Regions from separate parts of the Mus musculus genome. Here region 1 is linked to region 2. Evidence: chromatin loops called from intact Hi-C (ENCODE). Cell type or tissue: left cerebral cortex. All regions are shown on one strand. Links, peaks and the distances in the headings refer to the core of each region. The heading gives the core; the rest is flanking DNA. Region 1 holds the start of Scml4 (Scm polycomb group protein like 4). Region 2 holds the start of Nr2e1 (nuclear receptor subfamily 2, group E, member 1).

What was found. Peaks named below come from ENCODE experiments on the same cell type or tissue, not always from the same donor. Only the 100,000 strongest peaks of a DNase experiment are listed, where the experiment ranks them.
Region 1: a loop joins it to region 2, with 4 times the contacts of the local background. A loop is called at or near these places in 1 of 42 quality-filtered maps.

Annotation. Positions count from the first base shown.
Region 1 is chr10:42,858,020-42,862,404 of GRCm38, reverse strand. Scml4 (Scm polycomb group protein like 4) reads right to left here and starts at 1,893. Exons shown (of 9, transcript NM_172938.3): 1 at 1,552-1,893. In left cerebral cortex, for the core only: no CTCF peak of the experiment used is centred there; DNase peaks (open chromatin) are centred at 1,708 and 2,134; H3K4me3 peaks cover 787 bases; H3K27ac peaks cover 285 bases.
Region 2 is chr10:42,581,908-42,586,292 of GRCm38, reverse strand. It overlaps Nr2e1 (nuclear receptor subfamily 2, group E, member 1), which reads left to right and starts at 2,703. Exons shown (of 9, transcript NM_152229.3): 1 at 2,703-3,411. The coding sequence starts at 3,387. Gm38491 (predicted gene, 38491) reads right to left here and starts at 2,501. Exons shown (of 2, transcript NR_169130.1): 1 at 2,427-2,501; 2 at 470-2,313. In left cerebral cortex, for the core only: a CTCF peak has its summit at 2,498; DNase peaks (open chromatin) are centred at 2,642, 2,863, 3,118, 3,794 and 1 more place; H3K4me3 peaks cover 2,948 bases; H3K27ac peaks cover 823 bases.

The sequences.
Region 1 (4,385 bases), core at 200-4,199, 280 kb before region 2:
GGGTAAGACATTTAAATGTGGTAAAACAACTAAGATTTGGGATTTTGTTGGATCTGTGTTTCCTCTTATGACACAAATCAGACAGGCAGATTTGGAGAAGGTTTCTACACACACACACAGTCACAATGTTAAGAGTGAGAGAAACACATTCATGTTTTAATAGTAGTTGACAGCTATATTTTAAAGGTAGACTGTAAAGCTACCAAGCGGCTTCTCTGCACGGGGCATCAATGTTTACATTTTAGCTGCATTTTGATGCTACGCAGTGCTAGTTTTCTAGGTAATTGCCACCCAGTAGCTGTTACTCAGATCGACTGAGCCACTTCTACCAAGCAACAAGCACACAAAATGTTCCATAAAATACTGTCTAAATCAGGCACCTTCTCCTCTACAGCCATCTCCATACTTCTACATGTTCTCCAGACATTCCGTTTTGTTTTGTTCTTAATGAGAAAAAAGTCTTGAGGAGGGAAAGACATCTATGTCTCTTACCCTTCAAAAAAAAATGTTCCTTAGTTGAGAAAGGAATTAAAAACATGGAACACACAACAACCACATCTGGATCACTTTTCAAGCATCCCAGCTACAAAGCCCCATTTCTCAGAGAGCTGCTGATGGTCCTAGCCCTCTTGAGAAATGTCATGACCCTAGAAAGACAACACAGCAAGCCGCCACCTCTGGCTTATTGTCGAAAATAACGGCAAGAACTTAGACTCAAGCGCATCAATGATGAGTGAAAACTGCTAACTCAGCAGCCATACCCACTGGTCCTGTCCATCCGCAGAGCAACCTGTAGACGACACCCGGGGCTGCAGGCAGAATGAGTGGAAGCTATTTGGGGTCACATAGGACTGTGTGAGGGGAGGAGGTGACTTTGTCTTTGAACTTGGGGAAACTCCAAACATTCCATACTAACCTGTTAGTTATTTCCTCCTAAAAAAACTAATAGCAGGAACTTGCAAACAATTAATACTCTCCTTATCTATGACTGGTACATCAGCAACCAACAAAAACACATGAAATATCCCATCTGCAGCATTCAACACAAGTAAATAAAATTCAATTTGAAAACAAATGCTTTGATGAGTGCTTATATCACAGCCAATTTTAATAATCAATTTTAGGTAAATATTTGTAACCTAATCCATACTACAAATTTTAAATTAATAATACAAAATAAGACAAAATTATTATTAGGAAAAAAACCATATTCATGTTTGAAATAATAAAAAATTTGCACATATTTACATATAGACTTAAAGAGAGGTTAAGTGTATACATGTCAAAAATGGTTATAAACTGTGTTTTTACTTTAAATCTCCCTTTGATATATAGTTAAAAAAAATCAAACATTATATTTTGCATGTTAGGATCCGAAGTTTACCCACCGGGCTCAGTAGTTTTAGCACCAGACACTCGTGCATTGCCAGAGAGGCAGGCATGCAAACCCTCCCAAATAAACTAAAGCAGGTAACCTGTTGTGCCGCCAGCCCAAAGAGAAGGAGCCATACAATGTACCACAGCACACCCGCCAGCATGCGTCTCCCTTACCTACAGCTTGGTCACAGAGCCCTGACCAGGGTGTTGCTTGCTGAGGTCTGGAGTGGTGGCTTAGAAGACAGGTGACTTCCTGCACACACACTGCGAGTATGGCACAAGCTATCTTCCACCCGTGTGCTACGCCTGCCTCACAGCTAGTCGCCAGCAGCCCAGCTCGCCGCCGCTGCAAACATCTCATTAGACTAATGCATTCAGTACAGGCAGAACACTCGATTTACCATAGCTACAGCAGTGAATTTCCATTACGATGACAGCTTCAACCACATCATGTCCGGAAAACCAGCCAACCGCTGGCTTCTAAAGAACACACACACATTTTACATGCAGAAAGCGAGGACTCTGTGTGTGTGTGTGTGTGTGTGTGTGTGTGTGTGTGTGTGTGTGTGTGTGTGTGTTATTTCTTTCCTCTGTACAGACAGACCAGCTAAGAGAAATACACAGCACAGCTTTTTGTGAACAGCAGCCGCCAGGTAATGATACTTCTGCTTCTTAGATAGTTACTTCCTTGTAAGAAACTGAATTATGTCACAATAGTCAGAATGGGTGTTTCCTGCATTTCAGTTTTCATTACCCCTCCTCCGTTGCCATAGAAACCAGACTGTAACATCATCTCTTTGTCCCAGTCTTGCAGCAGTGAGGGCCACACCAGGCTTATAAGACTGTTACGATCTGACAAGGCTAATGTTTGGCTTTGGGGGGAAAAGAAGAAGAAAGAAAGAACAATGGTATACCAACAGAAAGCCTGTGTGTTGTCAGAGGTGTGGACCTGTACTGATGACACACTGTGGCTGTACCTGTTAGCTCTAAAGCTGCCTATCCTACGTTTAATCCACATCTGTGTGTGCACATCTGGAAGTGTTTCTCCATGCCCAAACACTCTTGGGACCTGCCTGGGAAAGGGCTGCTGTCTCTCCTCCATACCCACTGCCTGTCCACTAAACCAGTTTACACCAGAGAAGGTGCCTTTTCTCCTCCCTTCTTTTTATAAAGTGAGTCGAGGTTTTCTGCTGCTGACTTGACTCATCTGGGGAAATGGGATGTGTCTCAAGTGTGTCTTATAAGATACCTGGTTTACAAATACAGGCTGTCTACCGGGTTTGCTTTTAGGGACAGGGAGCATGCTTGTAGCCAGGACTGACATTAAACTAATTTGGAAGGTCTGGGTCACAGCTTAGCCAGTTACTGAGTATGAAAAATTAAAAAGGACCTACAATTTGAATGCATATGTAGTGTGAAGTAAATTTGTCCCCTCAAATTAAATAGATACAGGAAATTGATGTTTTTTTTAAGTCAAAGCATTATCCTTACTAAGAAAGAAGGAATTCCCTGGGTGGCATGTGTCCTTTCTGCCTAGGTCCGCTGCCTGCCACAGCCCTGACTCCTCTGCCCCAAGGTGGTTCCCAGGCTGGCCGGGGCCTGGCCCAGCTTGGATGGCAGTCTCCATTCCTACCAAGTGCCATAAAGAGTCAAAAATTTGTACCAACAGTGTAGTATGTGTCCCCTTTGACATCCAAGGGAATCAAAGGCTGATTAGTGAAACAAGATTGGCCCATAGAAGCTCTCAATAAATTTCTATTTTATGAAAGATACAGACAGTTTGGCCCAAGTAGAAATTATTAGGGTTATGGGACTGGCTTTGGACTGAAATTCATGATGTAGAAATGGAAAAGTAACACGTTCACAACAAAGTGCAGACTCACGCTGTTAAGGAACGTAGATGGGAAGAGACATAGAGCTCTCTCCTCATGGGAAGAGGCCTTAGGGGAGGCGGTGAGCTGCCGAAGACAGCATCATGGCTCGCCACTGACCTACAGCAACCCTTTTGGACTCGTATTTAAACTATTGAGGGTTTTTTCCTTTGGAAATAAATATGTTATAAAACTGAAGGGGAAAAGTAAAAATGAAGACAAGGAAAAGAAGGAATCCACATCCTTTATTTACCTGTTGAGTTTTGATGTTCATTCAGGAAAATACAGTCTTGGAAGTTTTGTTTTGGAGGGGGTGTGTCTGTACTTTCTTATAACTTAGTTCATTTAAAGAAGAAGCCTAAGGAAGAAGATGAGAAGGAGAAAAGAAATTAGAAGCCAGCCAGGTGTGGGCGACAAACTGTGATGTCATCATTCAGGAGCCAGAGGCAGAAAGAAATGGGCCAGCCTGGGCTATGTGGGGAGTCTCAGGGCAACTTCAGCTATAGAGTAAGGCCCTGGGGAAGAGGGAGGACACTAGGGCCTGATGGATGGTTTAAATGTGGCCTGCGCCAAGTTCCAGCCACAGCTATGGTCATACAGTCTCACACAGTGTTCCACTGAAGGGCATTTTAGATGAGCTCGGGTAACTAGTGTTCAATTGAATATGGCTCTTTCAACAAATAAAATCAACATTTCTTAAGGAATCAAACCCTATAAAGAGAAAAGGCTTTGGTAGACTCTTACTCCAACGGCCTTTGGTTTCTCTTTCCCAGGAAGATCCTGAGGGGCTCTCACTCTGATCTGCATGCTCCATCTTCATACAGACTGTGTCTGTGTGGCTTGTCCTTGAGCCAGGTGTGCCTGGGTTGCTGCTTCGACTCTCAATGGGTCAACTTGGCAATCACACATGACCTTAAAATTAACTAAAGCCAACCTGAAATATTTAAATATATATTACTGAGATTAATGGTATGTGCATGTAAGAATGTTACTCAAATTCCTTTCTTCTTAGCCATCACCACAGGCCTTAAGTTACCAATGTTTTACAAAAATATTGAATGGGTTTTTTTATTCCAAAAAAAAAATTTAAGTTAAGCATGTAAGAATAATAAAAAAAAAATCGTGGGGTGGAAAGTA
Region 2 (4,385 bases), core at 258-4,257:
CAATTTTTTTTTTTTTTTTTTTTTTAGATAACAGTCTGAGGGTCAGAGAGGTCTAGTCGCTTGCCTAAGGTTACACAGCTAGATGGGCAGGATCTGATTTCCCATCTCCTGGTTGCCTCGCTGTGCCTCTGGTAGGCCCCTTGGGAAGTCTGCCAAGGACTTCTTTCTTTCCCACATTCTGTGGCACCTCCTATGAGGCGGGCAGCGTGTTGAGGCCAGTGGATGGGAAATGAAGTCAGTCTTTGCTCTGCTAAAGATTTTTCTTTGAGCCGTGTCCCAATTAGCTTCAGTTTTTCAAAGTTTCGAACCAGGGTCCCTGTGGCCTTCAGCTGGTTGGCTCGAGCAGAGGCCAGGCAGCCCTTGGGCTTCTCTGCGCATCTAGGGGCTGTAGAATCCTAAGCACGCCAGCCTATTCTGGAGCTAGTTGCTGCCTTTACCACCGAACCAATCATGCCAGAAAGTCATCACGATGATTTCAGAACTGTATTGTGAATTATGCAAAACGCGCGGATAATTACAGTCGGGCGCCCAGAATACAGAACGCATATGCTGCGGGGTGGGTAGCCCCTTGTGGCTTTTGCCAGAATTGGATCGTTCTCTCGGTGTGGAGTGGGGGTGGGGTGTGTGCACCCGTGTCTGTTTAGTGGGCTTCTTGGCACCTAGTTCGATTAAGAGTTAGTTAGTGGCTGGAGAAAGAACATTCCAATTTTGTTTGGGGGACAACTGTGTGAGTTTGGGAGTATTTTTCACAAGTTTTGGTGTCTGTAAATGAGTCAGCAGGCACTGCAGGAGGAGTCGAGAGTTGTTTGGAATCCAGAGCAGCCAAGTCCTTCTACCTTCCAGACTGGGCACCTGAAACATCCCTAGTTCTCTTCCTGTCCACAAATCCTTAAACTTCTCCCTGAAGACAAGTCCGTGTTTAGTTCCCACCACCACTTGCCCACATCTTTGCCCACGGCAAATTAGTTCCACTTGAAGTCCTTTGTCCTTGACCAAGCACCCCCCTTCTGCCTCCACATCGCGATGGTGGTGTCTGCCACAGCAGCATCAATTGGATCTCTGGCAAGAGTTAGACCCGAGGACCAAAAGCCGAGCCTGGCACCCTGTCTCTAAAACCCTAGCCGGAAATGCCTCTCCTCTCTTTGCACTGAGTTCGAGTTTGAGCTGTGCCGCGAGCAGGGCTCGCTGGCAGCCCAAGTTGACTGTCAAAAAAAAAATGTTAATTTTCCCTCCTTGTCATCTAAAAATCCCCAGCTTACCCTATACTCGCCCTTGTTTGAAAGACCATAAAGGAGAGGTGGTATGGGACACGATCACCCGCCTCTCGGTTGTTCCAAGTGGCCTGGCCCTAAGCCTGGTAGTTGCTGTGTGTGCTGCTCTTGGTTCCTTGCCTCCCAGGCTCGGGCAATCCGGGAAAAGTTGCTTTCACGTGCTGAGGCCTGAGACAGGAGCATACAGCCCTTTCGAGTTGGGACCCGGTCCTTGGATCTGCAGGGCCAGGCAGTCACACGGGAGACTCCAACAGGCACTGCGGCCAGGTGAGGAGGGAGCTGCGGGAAGGGTGGGCTAGCGACCAGGAGGAGCGCTGTCCACAGCTCGCCAGCCCCCAGCCTCCAATTCGGTCTGGAGAGCTGGAGGCGCGACCTCTGACCCCCGGCCGGGCCCACGCCCCGAGGAGAGGCTGGCAAGCTCTTGTTCGACAAGTTCAAGCGGCGGAGGGAGCTTAAATAGAATTAATCTCTTAGAGATCGGAGATCAAGGCTCCCTCGGCGCGCGCTGTCCCCGCGCCGCGCCACGACCAAGATGCCAGAGAGCTCTAGGATTTCGGGTAGGCGACCCGGCTGGGGAGGAAGGTGGCGGAGCTCTCCAGAGTCCCCAGGCCTGCAGGGGTAAGCCAGCGACGCCCGCTGGGGACCAACCGCAGGAGGGAAGGCTTTGAGGCTTTGCCTCTCAGCTGCTCAGTACACGCAATGGAGGCGAGAGGGACGCCGCCAGCTCCGGGTTGGCCGGTTTTGTTTGCAAGAAGCTGGCGAAGCCCTCCCCGCGGCGGTGCCCAAAGCCGTCACGCCGAGGCCGAGGGACCGCAAGATCCCAGCCCAGTCCCCAAGACCGCGCACCGCGACCTCAGCTCTGGCTTTCCATAGATAGTTGCAAAATGAATAAATTACTCACCTCGGGCCAGATCCAAGTTTTACCCAACAGAAGGGGCGCGAGACCAACAATGAACCAACTCACATGGCCATGTCCGGGCGCACACAATCATACACAGACACAGCTACCCAATATCTTCCACGAATCTATCTGTCTGGCATTCTGGAGAGAGGGGAAAAGCGTTTTGAGAGAGCCCCACCACCCCTCCCCTCCTCCCTTCCCGTGAAATATAAAAATTCATATTTTTTTTATTACAAGAGCGGCTCCGTCCTCACCATCACGCACGCACGGAGCCGCTTGCCCGTATTCACTCTCAACTCGTCAGCTCCGAGAGCGCTTGCATTTTCTTTGGAAGCCGCTTGGAGGTTCATTAATATCATTAGCATTTAACCCCCTCCCTCTTCCCATCTCCTCCCCGCACATGGCTGACGTCAGACCCCGCCAGGAGTTGGGGGAAAAGCTAAGTGGGCCAGGGACGCCCTATTCCCCTCCCCGCGGCTGCCTGTCAGAGCGCTACTGGAGATATTACCAGAGACCCGGCCCGCAGCGACAGGCACAAAGTCACAGGGTAATGAACTTCGGGGACCCTTCGCCGCTGCGTGCGCGGCTGTCCCCGGAAACTCGGATCTGGCCACCTCTCCCCTTGGAAGATCTCCCAGCAATCTAGTTTCCCCTCTCGGCGCCGGGGCTCCGGCAGCGAGGAGCTTAATCTGCCTCTGAGACTGCGGCTGTGATTTTCGCCTTTCCACAGAAGATCTGCAGTCTGCAGAGAGCTGCCCACTCTGCACGCCTGTGTGGAGGGAGAGATTGGAAGCAGTACCAAGCATGGGGAACGAGGGGAAGTTCGCCTTCGTTGCTCCGTAGGAAGACCATTTCCGTGTCTCCATCTCTGTCCTTCCATATTCCCCTCGCGCTGTCCTCCCTCTTCAGCCTGCCTGTCCATCTCTCCATCTGTCTGTTCAAGACTGTGTCCACATCAAGCCGCATCCCCAGCAGCTGCAGTTTTGCTAGAGCCGGGAAAGAAACTTAAGGATGCTTACATTTCCACTGTGGAACGAATTCTGAGCGCCGGGGAGAGCAGGGCAGCGCACAACCAATAGCCACCTGTCTGTCCCGCCCGGGAGCCTCGCAGGCTGGAGGGCGGCTGGAGAGCGGCGGCGGCCGGCGGCGACGTGGGCGCCGTGGGTCGGGAATCCGGCAGTGCCCACCAACCGCTGCGCCCCGGGACCGCCAGCATGAGCAAGCCCGCCGGATCAACAAGTGGGTACCGCTCGGGCAGCCGCGGGGTCCTGGCGCGTGGCCTGGGGAGGGCAGGCTGGGAGGCCGGGATGGTCCTTCTGAGAGCTCTGAATTTGAGCCCCAGAGTAATACTCTCTCGGGCTTGTATGTCCGTTGGCCTAGCTCTCTTAGACTGTTGCGTTGGAGCGTTTCGTGCAACTGGGAGAGCAATTTCGTTGCTTCTGGATGCTAGCTCTTCCGGGTCTCCCCGGTGTATCAGGAAGGTTGCGACCCGTGGCAGCCCACCGGTCCAGCCTGCTGTTTCTATTTAGCTGCAGGTGCCGAAGGTGGGAGGGGTGAGCCAGGGGCGGGAACTGGGCCGCAGCTCCAGGCGGCCGCACAATAACGCAGCCGCTCAAAAACTCAGAGCTTGCAGCGCGCAAAAGCAACTCTGCAAAAAGCGGATTTCGAATGGAATGCTTTGCACTCCGTTTCCAGCTATTTCAAATAATCCTGCAAAACCGGGAAGCAGAAACCATTTAAAAGTCACATTTTCCTTAATCCTAAATCCGCGTAGGTCATAACTGGGGAATGTAAAGTATGGCGAGCCAGTCTAGCAAAGAGAGGACCAAATCCCTAATCCCAAGGACTTTCGGAGCGGGAGCCCAGCACCGACAGGAGTCTGCGGCCTGCTCACTCCGGACGCTTCTTCTTCCAGCTTCCTCTCCCATAGACCGCACTGCTGCAACTGATCTCTGTTGACCTCCAAAGACAGGCAGAAGTGCAGGGCAGCTGGGCGTGTGCGAGCACAGAATCTGCAGACCCTCGGAGTGCGTAGGCCTGAGCCGGCGTGGTGGGCGCCTACGCGGTACAACGGTCTCCCCGGGGCTTTCCAGTTCCCGCCTTCCACAGGCCGGAGGCTGGGAGTTCTAGGGTCTGTGTATAGTGCGCACACCCTGAAACTCGCTAGCCACCGGTGTAGTCCCCCCCCCCCCCCATAACATTTTTGGCGCTCT